2 separate regions of the Homo sapiens genome follow, and region 2 is linked to region 1. Evidence: chromatin loops called from intact Hi-C (ENCODE). Cell type or tissue: A673. All regions are shown on one strand. Each heading gives the region's core, and the rest is flanking DNA. Links, peaks and the distances in the headings are about the cores only. Region 1 overlaps LINC-PINT (long intergenic non-protein coding RNA, p53 induced transcript). Region 2 overlaps LINC-PINT (long intergenic non-protein coding RNA, p53 induced transcript).

What was found. Peaks named below come from ENCODE experiments on the same cell type or tissue, not always from the same donor. Only the 100,000 strongest peaks of a DNase experiment are listed, where the experiment ranks them.
Region 2: a loop joins it to region 1, with 5 times the contacts of the local background. A loop is called at or near these places in 24 of 110 quality-filtered maps.

What each region holds. Positions count from the first base shown.
Region 1 is chr7:130,970,253-130,978,587 of GRCh38, reverse strand. It overlaps LINC-PINT (long intergenic non-protein coding RNA, p53 induced transcript), which reads left to right. Exons shown (of 8, transcript NR_170176.1): 5 at 60-80. Among named protein-coding and RNA genes, the nearest start is that of LINC00513, 61 kb to the right of the region's middle. In A673, for the core only: no CTCF peak of the experiment used is centred there; a DNase peak (open chromatin) is centred at 7,697; H3K27ac peaks cover 1,224 bases.
Region 2 is chr7:130,919,946-130,928,280 of GRCh38, reverse strand. The region is part of intron 6 of LINC-PINT (long intergenic non-protein coding RNA, p53 induced transcript); the gene reads left to right. It overlaps LINC00513 (long intergenic non-protein coding RNA 513), which reads right to left. Exons shown (of 4, transcript NR_109780.1): 4 at 6,335-6,745. Among named protein-coding and RNA genes, the nearest start is that of LINC00513, 11 kb to the right of the region's middle. In A673, for the core only: no CTCF peak of the experiment used is centred there; DNase peaks (open chromatin) are centred at 6,270 and 6,690; H3K4me3 peaks cover 1,743 bases; H3K27ac peaks cover 7,874 bases.

The sequences.
Region 1 (8,335 bases), core at 91-8,090:
ACATGGCAAAGAAAACAATCATGTTAATAACATTTTGCGATTATTTTCCATATGCCAAGCGTTGGCTGAAAAACATAAGGGTAAGTACTACAGGTACTATCATTCCAGTTTTATAGAATGTGCATGCTGTAAGAAAGACAAAATTATATTAGTGTATGAATGAACACCATTACCTACCCCTGTTGGGAATCAATGATGATAATCTCATTAGAATATTGTGCTAATTGGCTGCAAATAATATGTCAGCAATATTTACAGCTTTAAAAAGCTTTTGGTTTTAGGTGGTTGATTAGCAGGGATGGCATTACCCGGAAAATACAACTAGGTTATAGTAGTATTAAAAATAACTCAGGTTTTTCTAAGTTTGAAACATTAATATTTTTTATGCTAAAAGGTTTTAAGAAAACACTTGCAATTTACAGCGCCTTGTTTAGTCCTCAGCGATAGAATAGTGTAATTTTAAAAAAACCAAAGTAGGGCCAGGTGTGGTGGCTCAAACTGTAATCCCACCACTTTGGGAGGCTGAGGCGGGTGGATCACCTGAGGTCAGGAGTTCAAGATCAGCCTGGCCAACATGGTGACACCCTGTCTTTACTAAAAATACAAAAATTAGCCAGGTATACTGGCCTGCGCCTGTAATCCCAGCTCAGGAGACTGAGGCAGGAGAATCGCATGAACCTAGGAGGCAGAGGTTGCAATGAGCTGAGACTGCACCACTGCACTCCAGCCTGGGCGGCAGAGTGTCTCAAAAAAAAAAAAAAAAAAGTAGTATTCCCATTTGAAATGTGTATAATCAACATGATACGCCCATATCAGTATTTCAGGTATGCCAACACCAATGATTGGGAAAAAATATATATAGAAGTGGAATTGCTGGATCATATGGTAGCAATTTTTTATTTCTGGAAGAACCTCCATGCTGTTTTCTGTAACAGCTGCATTTTACATTCTCACCAATTGTGTAAAAGGGTTCCAATTTCTCCATATCCCACCACTATTTATCTTTTGTTTTTGTTTTTCTAATAGGCATCCTAAAAGGTGTGAGGTGACATGTTAAGATTTTGATTTGCATTTCTCTTAAGATTAGTGATGTTGAGCACCTTTTCATATACCCGATGGCCATTTGTATGCTTTTTAAAAAATGTCTATTCTGCCGGGCGTGGTGGCTCACGCCTGTAATCCCGGAACTTTGGGAGGCAAAGGCGGGTGGATCACTTGAGGTCAGGAGTTCAAGACCAGCCTGGCCAACGTGGTGAAACAACATCTCTACTAAAATACAAAAATTAGCCAGGCGTGGTGGGGCACGCTTGTAATCCCAGCTACTTGGGAGGCTGAGGCAGGAGAATCACTTGAACCCAGGAGGCGGAGGTTGCAGTGAGCAGATGCACCATTGCACTCCTGCCTGGGTGACAAGTGCGAAACTTCGTCTCAAACAACAACAACAACAACAAAGTCTATTCAAGGCTGGGTGCGGTGGCTCATGCCTGTAATCCCAACACTTTGGGAGGCCGAGGTGGGTGTATCACTTGAGGCCAGGAGTTCAAGACTAGCCTGGGCAACATAGCAAAACCCCATCTCTACTAAAAATACAAAAATTAGCTGGGCATGGTGGTGCAAACCTGTGATCCCAGCTACTCGGGAGGCTGGGGCACGAGAACGCTTGAATCTGGGAGGCGGAGGTTGCAATAAGCTGAGATTGCACCACTACACTTCAGCCTGGGTGAGACCTTGTCTCGAAAAAAAAAAAAGTCTATTCATTTAAAAATGTCTTTGCCCATTTTAAATCAAGTTCTGTTGTTGTTGTTGTTGTTGTTGTTGTTGTTGTTTGGCTTGTTTGTTTGCTGTTGAGTTGTAGGAGTTCATTATATATTTTAGATATTAACTCCTTACTAGATATGTGGTTTGCTAATATTTTCTCCCATTCCGTAGGTTGCCTTTCACTTTATATTTTTTTTTCCTTTGCTGTACTGAGCTTTTCAGCTTGATGTCATCCCACTTGTGTATTTTTGCTTTCATTGCCTGTGCTTCCGTGTCATATTCATGAAATCATTGCCTAGACCAGTGTCAGGAAGCTTTCCCCTATGTTTTCTCCTAGGAGTTTTATAGATTCAGGTCTTACATTTAAATCATTAATCCAGCCAGGCACAGTGGCTCATGCCTGTAATCCCAGCACTTTGGCAGGCCAAGGTGGTTGGATCACTTGAGTTTAGGAGTTTGAGACCAGCCTAGCCAATATGGTGAAACTCTATCTCTACTAAAAATACAAAAAAATAAAATAAAATAAAATAGCCGGACACAGTGGCGGCTGCCTGTGATCCTAGCTACTCAGGAGGCTGAGGCACGAGAATTGCTTGAATCTGGGAGGTGGAGCTTGCAGTGAGCCGAGATCACGCCACTGCACTCTAGACTGGGTGACAGTGAGACTATATCTCCCCCCAAAAAAAAAATCATTAATCCATTTTGAGTTGGTTTTCTGTATGGTGTAAGATAAGGTCTTACAAGAAGACCTGTACTATAAGAAGAAGCAGCTTGTTATAAATTACCCCGTCTAAGGTATTTCTTCACAGCAGTGCAAGAACAGACTAATACAACCTCATCTAACATAGTTGTGGCTCACAGTTCTGGAGGCTGTACAGGAAGCATAGTGGCTTCTGCTTCTGGGGAGGCCGCAGGAAACTTACAATTGTGGCAGAAGTCAAAGGGAAAGCAGGCATGTCTTACATGGTCGGAGCAGAAGAAAGAGCAGTGGGGACAGAGGAGTGCCACAGGCTGTTAAATGACCAGACCTCACAAGAACTCAGTCACTGTTACGAGAACGGCACCAAGGGGGAAATCCACCCCCATGATCCAATCACCTCCCACCAGATCCAGCCTCCAACATTGTGGATTACATTTCAACATGAGATTTGGATGGAGACACAGATCCAAACTGTATCATTCCACCCCTGGCCCCTCCCAAATCTCATGTCCTTCTCACTTTGCAAAACCCAATCATGCCTTCCCAACAGTTCCTCAAAGTCTTGACTTTTTTCCAGCATGACCTCAAAAATCCAAAGTCTCATCTGAGACAAGGCAAGTCCCTTCTGCTCATGAGCCTGGAAAATAACAAACAAGTTAGTTATTTTCAAGATACAATGGAGGTACAGGCATTGAGTAAATACTTCCATTCCAAAAGGGAGAAATTGGCCAAAAGAAAGGGGCTACAGGCCCCATGCAAGTCTGAAACCCAGCAGGGCAGTCATTAAATCTTAAAGCTCCAGAATAATCTCCTTTGACTCTAAGTCTCACATTCAGGACACAGTGATGCAAGGGGTAGGCTCACAAGGCCTTGGGCAGCTCTGCTCCTGTGGCTTTGCAGGATTCAGCCCCTGTGGCTGCTCTCAAGGGCTGGTGTTGAATGTGTATGGCTTTTCCAGGTGCAGGGTGCAAGCTGCCAGTGGATCTACCATTCTGGGGTCTGGAGGACAGTGGCCCTCTTCTCACTGCTCCACTAGGCAGTGCTCCAGTGGGGACACTGTGTAGGGGCTCCAATCTTACATTTCCCCTCTACACTGCCCTAATGGAGGCTCTCCATAAGGGCTCTATCCCTGCAGCAGACTTCTGCCTGGACATCCGGGCTTTTCTATATATCCTCTGAAATCTAGGCGGAGGCTCCTGAGCCTCATTCACTCTTACACTCTGTGTACCCACAGGCTTAACACTACATGGAAGCTACCAAGGCTTATGGCTTACATCCTCCAGAGCAGTGGCCTGAGCTATACCTGGGCCCCTTTGAGCCATGGCTAGAGCTGGAGCTGCTGGGATGCAGGGAGCAGTTCTCATGGCTGTGCAGGGCAGCTGGGCCTGATCCACAAAACCTTTCAGTCTTACTAGGCCTTTGGGCCTGTGATGAGAAGGGCTGCCATGAAGTTCTCTGAAATACTATCGAGGCCTTTTCCCCATTGTCTTGGCTATCAGCACTTGTCTTTCTTTTAGCTTGAATTGCTCTCCTGAAAATGGGCTTTTCTTTTCTGCCACATGGCCAGGATGCAAATTTTCTAAACTTTGGAAACTCTGCTTTTCTTTTATAAAAAAGTTCAAATTACAGGTCATTTCTTTGCTTACACATGTGAGCAGCCAGGCCATGTCTTGAATACTTCACTGCTTAGAAATTTCTTCCATCAGATACCCTAAATCATCACTTTGAAGTTCAAAGTTCCACAGATCCATAGAGCAAGGACACATTGCAGCCAGGCTGTTTGCTAAAGCATAGCTTTACTCCAATTCTCGGTAACTTTCCCGTATTCACCTGAGACCTCCTCAGCTTGGACTTCATTGTCCATATCACTATCAGCATTTTGGTCACAACAATTCAAGTCTCTAGGAAGTTCCAAACTTTTCCCTCATCTTCCTGTTTTCTTCTGAGCCCTCCAAACTGTTCCAACCTCTGCCTGTTATCCAGTTTCAAAGCTGCTTCCACATTTTCAGGTATCATAGCAATGCCCCTTTTCTTGGTACTAATTTTCTGTGTTAGTCCATTCTTGAATTTCTATAAAGAAATACCTGAGACTCGGTAATTTATAAAGAAAAGAGGTTTAATTGGCTCACAGTTCTGCAGGCTGTACAGGAAGCATAGTGGCTTCTGCTTCTGGGAAGGCCTTAGGAAACTTACAATCATGGCAGAAGTCAGAATGAAAACAGGCACATCTTACATGGCCAAGATATGGAGTGAGAGTTGGGGAGGGAGGTACCACACACTTTTAAATGAGCAGATTTCACCAGAACTCACTCATTCACTATCATGAAAACAGCACCAAGAGGGAAATGTGCCCCCATGATTGAGTCACCTCCCACCAGGCACCACCTCTAACATTTAGGATACAGTTTGACATGAGATTTGGGGATACAGATCCAAACCATAACAAAATCCAATTTGATTATGTTGCATGTGGATATTCAGTTTTCTGAGCATCATTTGTGGAAGAGATTATCCTTCCCTGATGTATGTGTATTCTTGGTACCCTTGCCAAAGATCAGTTAACTGTTTATCTGTGGGTTTATTTCTGGGCTCTATATTCTGTTCCACTGGTCTATAAATCTGTTTTAATGCCATTGCTGTACTGTTAAAGTTACTGTAAATTCGTAATAAATTTAGAAATCAGGAAGTATGATGCCTCCAAATTTGTTCTTTCTAAAGTTTGTGTTTGACTATTTGGAGTCCTTTGTTGTTCCATATGAATGTTAGGATTTTTAAAAAAATTTTTGTAGAAAATACCATTAGGATTTTAGTAGGGATTGCATTGTGTCTGCAGATTGCTTTGGATAGTATGGATATTTTACCAGTAGTAGGTCTTTCAATCCATGAACATGGGCTTTCTTCCCCTTTATTTGTGTTTTCTTCAATTTCTTTTATTAATCTTATGTAGTTCTCAGTGTAGAAATATTTTATCTCTTTGGTTAAGTTTATTCCTAAGCATTTTATTCTTTTTGATGCTATTGCACATGGGACCCAGCAATCTCACTTCCGAGTATATATCCAAACACATGCACACGTATGTTTATTGTGGCACTACTCACAATAGCAAAGACTTGGAACCAAGCCATATGTCCAACAATGATAGACTGGATTAAGAAAATGTGGCACATATACAGCATGGAATACTATGCAGCCATAAAAAATGATGAGTTCATGTCCTTTGTAGGGACATGGATGAAGCTGGAAACCATCATTTTCAGCAAACTATCGCAAGGACAGAAAAACCAAACACCGCATGTTCTCACTCATAGGTGGGAACTGAACAATGAGAACACTTGGACACAGGAAGGGGAACATTGCACCCCGGGGCCTGTTGTGGGGTGGGGGGAGGGATAGCATTAAGAGATATACCTAATGTAAATGACGAGTTAATGGGTGCAGCACACCAACATGGCACATGTATACATATGTAACTAACCTGCACATTGTGCACATGTACCCTAGAACTTAAAGTATAATAAAAAAATAAAATAAAATAATAGAAATCAGGATCTTGAAGAGATGTTAACATTCTCACATTCATTGAGCATTATTCACAATAACCAAGATACGGAAACAACCTAAACATTCATTGATGGATGAATGGATAAAGAAAATGTGGTATACACATACAGTGGACCACTATTCAGCATTAAAAAAAGGACATCTGCTTCATGCGACAATGTGAAGGAGCCTGGAGGCTTTCTGCTAAGTGAAATAAGCCAGTCTCAGAAGGACAAATACTGCATGATTCCACTTCTGTGAGGCATCAAAAATAATCAAACTCATAGAAACAGAATAGAATGATGGTTGCCAGGGGCTTGGAAGAGAGGGAAATGAGAAGTTGCTGTTCAATGAGTGTATATTTTCAGTTATACAAGATGAATAAGTTCTAGAAGTTTGCTGTACAACACTGTGCCTGTAGTTAACAATACTGTATTGTGTACTTAAAATTTTGTTGAGAGGGCAGATCTCATATTAAGTGTTCTTAAATAAAATAAAATGCTCTGTAAAAATAATAATAATTGGAAAAAATCCAGCATCTCTGGTGGAGGGAGCAAATAAATACATACCTATAATCAATTTTCAGTTTACTACCTTAATGAATGGGAACATTAGCATGGGTAATCAAAAGCTTTCTTTTCACTGTAAGTTATTTTCTTGTTTAGTTTTTTTGCTTTAGATTCTTTGTTTTTGAGAGTGAATAGCTGCTGGCATTGGATTTGGAATAGCTTAGTATGCATTTGTGAAAGAGAGGAATCTCCTTATAATTTAAGATATGTTCTAAATACTGCCCCCAAATTAAAATTAATACATAGTTAATTTTATTTCCATTGTAAATTGAAATTCATAAGCCTATTCTTAAAACTATAAACTCCAGGACAGAGCAAGCAGTTAACACTTGAATCTGTCTTGGCAAATTCTCCTGTCTTCTAGCACCCCCCCACCACCTTTTTTTTTTTTTTTTTTTGGAGACAGAGTCTCACTCTGTCACCCAGGCTGGAGGGCAGTGGCACTATCATGACTCAGCTCACTGCAGCCTCAACCACCTAGGCTCGGGTGATCCTCCCAGCTCAGCCTCCGAAGTAGCTGGGGTTACAGATATGCATCACCATGCCTGACTAATTTCTTTGTATTTTTTTGTAGAGACAGGGTTTTGCCATGTTGTGCAGACTGGTCTCAAACTCCTGGACTCAAACCATCCGCCTGCCTTGGCCTCTCTTAAGTGCTGGGCTTACAGGTGTGAGCTAGCACGTGCCCTTCACCCTCCTTTTAAAGTGAAATTTGTGTAAGACTTAGATAAAGGATATTTGGAGGAGAAGATAAAGTCACAAAATAATTAACCATTTAAATTTGGAGAAGGGAGGAAGGTTAGAGGACATCTACCTTAAGATTTTCAATTTACAGACGAGGCAGCTGAGTCTCCAAGCTGATGAGAATTCCACAAGGCCATAGAGCTATTAAAGAGCAAACCTTTTACTGACAAATGAGTAGTACTTATTCAACACGTTTCATAATTTTGAAAAATGAATGTTAAACCTCAATCTTTTTTGTTTTTAAATACCCAACTTGGAAAGTATTTGTCTTAGGAAAATGTAGTGGAAAGCAAAACCTACTTATACCCAGTTCACACTATTTTTCCACTCTGCTAGATTGAGGGCAGCCTGCCATGTGTACAGATAGGAAAGGAAGAGAGAGGCCCACTCTTTGCTTCAATGACAATGAAGGTTTTATGGGATAATTTTTAAAACTGCAACTGCTTCCTTCTCTAACAGTAGTTGCTCCCTGAGAAGTTCCCTGTCCTTCTCAGCTGAGTGTACCTTTCTTCAACTCAGAGAACAACTGCCCTAATTCCTATATTCTAGGGAGGCCTCTGCCAGATTGCTTTAACAAACAAAATGCTGTTCTCCACATTATTTTCTCCTGAGTTGATACAATTTTCATATTAACCATGAGCAATTGACATTAGTGCATGACACTAGCTCAGGCTGCAATTCTACCCTTGATTCCCATCCCCTGCCCCATAAGCCATTCAGCTTCCCAATTAAAAAAAAAATTCTCATTCCCACAACCAGACACTACTCTCTTCTGATGATCTTAAAAATGAATCCTCTTGGTCCCAGGTGCAGCTAATGAAACAGGGTAAATGGGGCAGGGAAAATGCACATCATCACCCAAAAAAGTCCCAGCATGTTAATACCACTTGCAAAATGTGTCATATTAATTAAGTGCAGACATTACTACTCTTTTATCCAAAAGCTGTATATTTCTTAGAAGCTGATAGACTAGATAGGTACATACTTGAATCATCCTTTTATTTTTTTTTAAACTACAGAGAAT
Region 2 (8,335 bases), core at 147-8,146, 50 kb after region 1:
TGGGCCCCCAGCAAAGGGCTGTGTGTGCTGACCTAGTTTCACCACCGAACCCAGCCCCAGACCTCACAGGGCACTGCTCACCTGCCAGGTGCCCACTCTGTGCTTGTTGAAGATGGTGTCTTCTTGATTTCACTTATTTGCCTGAAGCCACCCAATAAGTCAGTAGTGGGCCAGAGAATAGAAACCAAGTCTCCTGCCTTTCAAGTGTCACATTTGTTTTGTGTTAATAAGCTATATACCTCCAGGGGATCTGGCAGAAATTTGAAGGTGGTTAATTTTACTGCAATAAATACTTAAGAATCCTTTTTAAAGCAAAGAAGTCAAGCCCCCGCCAGGGAAAACACAATCTGCTCTGAGGGCCTTTGACAAACTGACATGGGCACTAGGACTAGGTCATGGATCATTGGCCCTTGATTCTGTCTCCCACTGAGCATCCCAAAGGGGTTGAGACCTCTGCTGGAGCCACTAGGCTTCAGCCGGACCTGGAAATGTTCTCGCAAATGAAACTGGAATGCATGATGTCCTGGATTCAGCGGGTCACAGCTGACTGCCATCAGGAGGTGTGACGGAGAAGGTTCCATTTCTGTGACCCTGTGGTGATACAGGTCGGGACCCAGGCGAAGTAGCTCAGCCATCTGAATTGGCACCTTTCTGCTTTTCTCGCTGAGTGACGGGTGCCTTGCAGTTGGCTTCAGATGTTTGTGAATGTGCTGTGTTTCCTAAAGCCATGTCAGTCAGGAAGAAGATGCAGGTATTCAGGAGAAGGGAGAAGAAAATCTGAATTAGAAACAACGTGAGGATGGGGAGCACAGGGAGGGATGGGTTACCTTTGTCATCAGAAGAACGCCAGGCAGATTTTAGTCCCTCAGCTAATAATACTATTTGAAAAATTGATGGAGAAATTTAACTGGAAGGTTTCAGCAAGACAAAAGCTGCATCTCCAAGGCTGGACTCAGCGTGTTCACGTGGGAACTGGGTGTGAGTGTAATTGTCAGAGGGGAGGGTTGTCACAGGAGGTGCACGATGTGAAGTCACAAGGGGACGCATTATTTCCATGAGTTCTCACAGTTCCCAGGGCAGCCACAGATGGTAGTGGTTTATGTCTGCCTCTGCCTTGACAGAAGGGCAGTAGGCAGTTGTGGCAAGAAAAATGGACCAAATGAGGGCTGCACTCAGCAGGTTAAATTTGCTGTCTGTTAGTGTTCCTAGGTGAGATGCTTCAAAACTAGAATGCTCTGCTGGGACTTTTATTTCCCTTAGAAATAAAAGGCCAGGCGCGGTGGCTCATGCCTATAATCCCAGCACTTTGGGAGGCCAAGTCGGGCAGATCGCCTGAGGTCAGGAGTTCGAGACCAGCCTGGCCAACATGGCAAAACCCCATCTACTAAAAATACAAAAATTTGCTGGGTATGGTGGTGGTGGGCGCCTGTAATCCCAGCTACTTGGGAGGCTGAGGCAGGAGAATCACTTAAACCTGGGAGATGGAGGTTGCAGTGAGCTGAGATCGTGCCCCACTGTACTCCAGCCTGGGAAACAGAGTGAGACTCCATCTCCCAAAAAAAAAAAAAAAAAAGGTTCTTTGTTCACACTTTCTCTGCGCTGCTGCAAGTGACTTTGGTGCCGTTTCCTGCAGCCTGTGTCGGTGGCTGGGACTTTCTCGACAGCAAGGCAGGCCGTGCATGAGGCCTATAGGACCCAGGGCTGCCTCCCAATGCTGACGGCCCTGCGCTGTGTGAGCTTGGGTAAGCCAGTTCGGCTCACTTCACCTCAGGTTCCTTGTTCCTATGTGGACGGGTTGCTTGTTTGGAGGATTAATAATGATGGGGAATGCAAAGTGTGGTTGGTTTTGCTGGGGAAAAGAGCAGGGAAGTAGAGACCTAGGCAGGTGATGTCACCTCTCTGATGAACTCCAAGGTCTCTGTCAACACCGGTGCCTTTGTCCTGACATTGCGGGGTTTGTGGCATGATTGGAGAGACCTTGCGTGCTCTCTGGGCAGCCCTTGTTAGTGCCCCCCAACTAGCTGGGAGATCCAGAGTTTCATGAGAACCCTCCCTCCGTGACAAAATCCGCCTTCCTCGCTGTCAGGCTCAGGTTGTCCTGTGCCCCCACTGAGCCTGCTCATTATTGATTAATGAACTTGTAAAATGAGAAGTATTGTTTTACCGGAAGCTACATGTTTATGTGGTTGGTAAAAATGAGAAGAGTTGCTTGAGAACTGGTTCTCCTTTCCATGAGTATATACAAGGTTCAAATCTGGGCTTTGTGGTTATAAGACATGTTGAGTGAATAAAAATGAAGGAAATGCTGGGCATTTATCACAATTTTTTTTTTTTTTTTTTTTTGAGACAGGGTCTTACTCTGTCACCCAGGCTGGAGTACAGTGGCACGATCTCGGCTCACTGCAGTCTCCACCTCCCAGGTTCAAGTGATTCTCATGCCTCAGCCTTCCGAGTAGCCAGGATCACAGGCGTGGGTCACCGCACCCGGCTAATTTTTGTATTTTTTGTAGAGACAAGCTTTCGCCATGTTGGTCAGGCTGGTCGAACTCCTGGCCTCAAGTGATCCATCCGCCTTGGCCTCCCAAAGTGCTAGGCTTACAGGCATGAGCTGCTGCGCCTGGCCTTTCACAATTCTTAAACTGTTGACTTACAGAAACACAGACCTGTATGAACACACAGATCACTTTAGAGGTCCGTCTCAGAACTACCTGCTGTCATGAGTGATGTACAGATAAAATGTGGAAGATCTAGAAACTAGTCATTCCTAATCTCTGCCATAAGTAAACATTTTAGTTTAATGTTAAAAGGTCACTCAGGGTTATTGTGAGATTTGATGAGATCATGGCTACAAGGAACCTTTAACTGTATGAATGAAAAATCTAATGAAACTGCAAAGTCACTCCTATTTACTAAAACCAGTGTAGTGGCTGTTTCTGCCTCTTTTCTTTCCCTCCTCCCTTCCCTTTTCTTCTCTGTTGTTTCTGTCACTTTCCTCTCCCTTCTACCTTATTTTTTTCTTCCTTTCCTTCTCCTTCCTCTCTTTCTGGCATTAGCAGTTTGTTTGTTTGTTTGTTTTTGTTTATTTTGAGACCGAATCTCGCTCTGTTGCCCAGGCTGGAGTACAGTAGCCCAATCTCGGCTCACTGCAACCTCCACCTCCCGGGTTCAAGCCATTCTCCTGCCTCAGCCTCCCGAGTAGCTGGGATTACAGACGCCCGCCACCACACCTAGCTAATTTTTGTATTTTTAGTAGAGATGGGGTTTCACGATGTTGGCCAGGCTGGTCTCAAACTCCTGACCTCAGGTGATCCGCCCACCTCGGCCTCCCAAAGTGCTGGGATTACAGGTGTGAGCCCCCACACCCGGCCCTGGCATTAGCAGTTCTTACACAAGAACAGCGTAGGCATGAATCCTGCCTTCATGGCACTTACACACTAGCAGAGGAATCTGGCAGCAAATAAGCACACAAAGGCAGCTGCAGGGTATGATGTGCCGTGACGTAAAGGGACAAACACCGTGAGAGTCTAACTAAAGCCTGGCATGTGTCAATCCTATGTACCTATTCAGAAACTAGGGTTCATGACGGTGCTTCTGTTGTTACCTAGTAGAAGTAGCTTTGTAAGCACAAAGATTGTAGTTTTGTGAAGCTATCTAGTACAGAGTCACTCTGGAAGTTTAGCATTATAGAGTTTTTTCATAGAAAGGATGGATAGATACAAGTTTTTCCTAACAAGCACAAGTGGCAGTCTTTGAAAACTAATTTTTTATGTGTACATTGTAGCATTGGAAGATAACTGTGGTTGAGTGTGATAAACTGAAACTTTTTAAAAAATCTATTATTTTTTTTACAAGTTAAGTTAGAGCCAGATATGCTGATTCTCTACCATTTTCAAAAGAGGAATTGGAAAAGGGAGAGCTTGTTTATGTGGTATTCACAATAGTGTCTGCTCCTGAAGAAAATTTTTGGAAAAATCTCATGAGTGTCCTCAGACTAAAAACAGGGATCCAGTCTGTTGTTCATGCAGGACTCAGGAGGCGAGCGAGCATGTGATACCAGGAAGGGTCCCATCCCTGCCCTGCTGGGGAGCCCTCAGTGGCGAGGTGGCGAGTTCAGGCTTCACTTCAGAGCATGGATACTGCTGCATAGGTGCTGGAAGGGTGCTGCATGGGTGCTGGAAGCTGCTTGGCATAGTGCATGTCCTGTTTCCTGCCACTTGGAAAGAGGACTGTGGAAGTCAGGTCTTCCCAGTCCTCACCAGTAAAGCAAGCAACGAATGCCTTCAGTCCAGGTAATATGTCCAGGCTTTAAATTCTCTGGATCTGTCTTTGGATACCCTGGGAAAAGTCTTGTCTCTTCTTAGGCCCTTCTGACTAAAAGCAGCCAGGACTTTTAAACTGACTAATTTTTAAAGATTTCCAAATAGAGAAAATTAAAGCAAAAATTTTTGAAAGCTGAAAATGATCTTTCCAACTTTTCTCATTCAGAGTAGAACACTGGAGCATTGAAAGTTTGTTCATGTTTGTGATTGATCACATATTTAAAAAATTGTAAAATAAAGACCTTATTTTAATGTTAAAAGTTCACTTCAACACCATCATTTCTACGAGGTTCTAGGTCTTTTGTGAACAAATTAAATATAGTGCTTTCTTTATAACATGAATTAAATCTAGATCCCAATGATATTTGGCACCTTCTAAATACCCAGATGGCCACTGCGTTTGCCTTGAAGTGAAGACGTGTGTAGAGTTTTAATCACATGTTTTATTTTTTCTCTTTTAAATATCGCCTTTTCAATAGTTGCTTGTTAATGAATGACTGATTGTTTACTGCAGTTTATAATCAGGAATTTGAACATTAAAAAATTCTAATCAGGATACAGGTTAAAAAACACTTTCCCTCTCATTCTCTCTTTCCTTATGCTAGAACAATAAAAATAAATTGTCCTCCCCTTGAAAACATAGTAGTTTAAGAAATTTTATCATTCTCTTCTTGAAAACTTAAGTTTAATAAAACAGTTCAGAGGAAACTTAATTATAGTTCTTATACTATAAAAAGCTCTTATAAAAACAGGGGTAGGGCCACAATAAATTTCACCTCTTGAGCATAACCACCACTTGAAAAAGAAAGATGTAGTTAAAAAATTATTTTTGCTTTATCTTCTCCATTGTTTAATGCCTGAACATACTTGGATTTTTTAACAGCAGGAACAAGACAGAAGACTTTGTTAGCTACCCAGGTAAGATCATTTGAGTCCAAAGACCAGATTCCAGAACAGACTGCAGATTCCTGTTGAGGACATGGGTTGTCAGGACAGCCTGGAGGCAGAGGGGTAGATTCTGTTGTAGGTGTCGTAAGTGACATTTTGGATCAGATTTTTAACCCTCTTTTGTTTTTGAAAGTGAGTAAATATTCATAGCAGATTATTCTCATGAAACAAGACTGACACTATGACCTCAGGGAAAGAGTGCTTTGGGGGGAACTGTGTATTTAATTAAGCAAAGAAAGAGCTGATGAAAGGGGCTGAGTGTCTCAGAGCTGTTGTTTCTTCTGCCGAATTTTTCCAAATAGGAGCACAGAAGTCCTGAGAACACTGCCTCTCTATATGTTGTGCTCAGTCCACACACTGCCAACAAATGTGCATACACACACACACACATACACACCTCAAAGACAACCCCTCCAGCCTGTGGTTTTCCTGAATTAGCTTTCCCAAAGTACCTTGAGCACTATGGGTTCAGACTGGGGTTTGGGTTTGGTGACAGCTGTCAGTGCTCCAAAGGCAGAGGACTGAACTTAGGGCAAATCTGTGGCAACAGAAAGCTCTTTTCTGTTCCATGAAAGTCATGGATGATGCTTTCAGATCCTGTCTGCAAATTGCCCAACATCGCATTGATAATGGAAACAAATGATCTGACACTCACATAGCTAAATATAATTTAGAATTTTGATGTGAGGTTGAAACATGAAAGATCATGCTTTTCAAACTGCTGTGATGACTTACACAGACAATTCATTTTAGATAATGGTGAGTTAAGCCTGGCAGCCTCTGAGCGTTTTCCCCTCATTTGTTCAAACACCTGCAGTTGGGTACTGATGCACATGTTTAATTGCTTAAACTTAAATTATAAAATCCCTAAAAGGATGTTTTTCTCCTAGAAAATAAGTCAGGTCTCTTGCAAAGGCTGCCTGCTTTCATGAGCTTCTTGTATTTCCCGGGATGCTTATGCGCCAGCCCCTGTTAGGTCTGCTTTTAAACACAGGAAGTTGAGCCCTTCAGGGAAAGTGCCGATGTCTGAACCATCAGCAAAATCACTACACCCATTCCCTGGGAAGTCTAGTTCATCAGAAACAAGTTTAATTCGGGAACTGTAGTTTATCCAGGTTCCGTGAAGGCAATTAGCACTGGGCAAAGGGCTGTTTGATCAGCCTAGAGAGAGACCGCCTTTACGCCTAAAGCTCCAGTCATTTGTCTCTACTCCCGCCGACTCGCAGCGGCCACAGAAGACATCAGAACTGGATGAAAATGGCCCTGCCCCTGCGACAGAGCAGGGCGCTTCTGGCTTGCGCCTTGTTATTTGTCCCTCCAGTGGTTCCTAGCTGTTGTGACGTCAAGGCTGCCATTCAGAGCAGAGAAAAAGGAAACCATGGCCTCTCTTCGCATCAGTAGCCCGGACAAGCTGTTGTTTCTCAGGCATCCAAAGCGCTTTCTGTCTGGCAGAGCTGTGCATTCCATGCCTGGGTGACCTGGTTAAATGGAGGAAACCAAATGCTATCCGCTGAATGCTCTCCAAAACAAGCACTCCGCCCTGCGCGTCTCAAGCACAGGCTTCACTGCCTCCGAGGACTGTGAAGGGAACAGCAGCACTGCCTGCATTTGCTGCTGGCATATTCAGCTTCTGGTCAGGGTCTTAAAGGAGAAAATAACATCCTCAATGGCCTCGATTAATGCACACTCACCAACGTGTTTGTGCTGCCTTTGGGGTCAGTGCTACAAAATCCTTTTTTAAAAAAGGATTCGGAATCACAGTCAGAAGTTCAAAACTGCTGAACTGCCACCTCTTCCTTCCTGTCTCACTTCGGCTCACGCCATTCCCCAATTTCAGGTTTCTGAATTCCAGAAAGGCTCTTGTGTATGTGAACATATTAATCTTGCACCGTGCCTTACTGAACGTGTGTATGTTTTGCACACACATGAGAAAGACTCACAAGTATAATGCGTGGATCACAACTCTAGGATTTTCTCAATGAAGAGTAACACCTTATGCTTTTCAGAGAAAAGGGGCTATTTCACAGTGTCACAGAACTCTCCTTAGGAGCAAGCCAAGATCTCTGTAGCAAACATCAATCCTGCAAGGCCAAAAGCTCACTAATAAAGTTCTGATCACGTAGAGTGACTGCCTAAGAATTGACCAACTTCAGACTAAATTTTCTGAGGACATACCTTCTTGGGTTTCTTTCTGGCATGAGAGACTATTTTATTAGATTCTTGGATTCAATTATAGTCACCAGAAAAAGCAAGGTTATAACAACCACGCTTTGTGTTCCAGAGTTGTCTTAGTTAACTCAGTATTCATTTGAGGTTTTATGTTACAAATCCCATTAAATCTTTCTCAAAATAGCCCTTCTCTGAACATTTGATGGAAGAATATTTGCAGGAACCAAAACCATTTGATATATACACCGGTATATGTCAGGAAGGATCGTGATACAGGGGTGCCTTTTAAAAGTGGGTTATTATACGACAGAATTCTTCCAGGTCCCTGACTCTTGTCTTCTGAAAAAAAAAAAAGTGGAGATCTTCAGAGGACTGGATAAAGACAGAATGGATGGGGTGAATTATGTAAAGTTAGGATTTAGACTGAGGGTTTACAGGGCTGCAGTCTCGTTTTGCCTCAACAGTCAGACTTGCCCAGGGTCTGGCCTAATACCATACAAATGTCATATCCACAGTGGCATTGATACAGTGGTGGGAATGGGGCATGGGGGTGATGAGCATAGCTTCTTGCTGAGTGCTCTGGTCCGGGTGAGCCTGAGATCTTGAGAGAAAAACTAGGACATTATTTCCATCGTGGGCTGAAGAATTAGTTCTGCTACTTGCATATCAGTTAATCCTTTTCTTTTTTTTTTTTTTTTTTTTTGCTATTACTACCATTTCAGGAGGTACTTGTTATCTGAAGATAACTGATACAGGACCACTACTGCTGTTTTAAGAGGATTGACTTAAAACTGAATCACACATTTAAAAACAAACAGTCACTTTTTTTTTAAAGATCTTATTGGGACTAAGTCCTGAAAAAAATAAAACTAAAGTTGAAGTTTAGTTTGTTTTATATA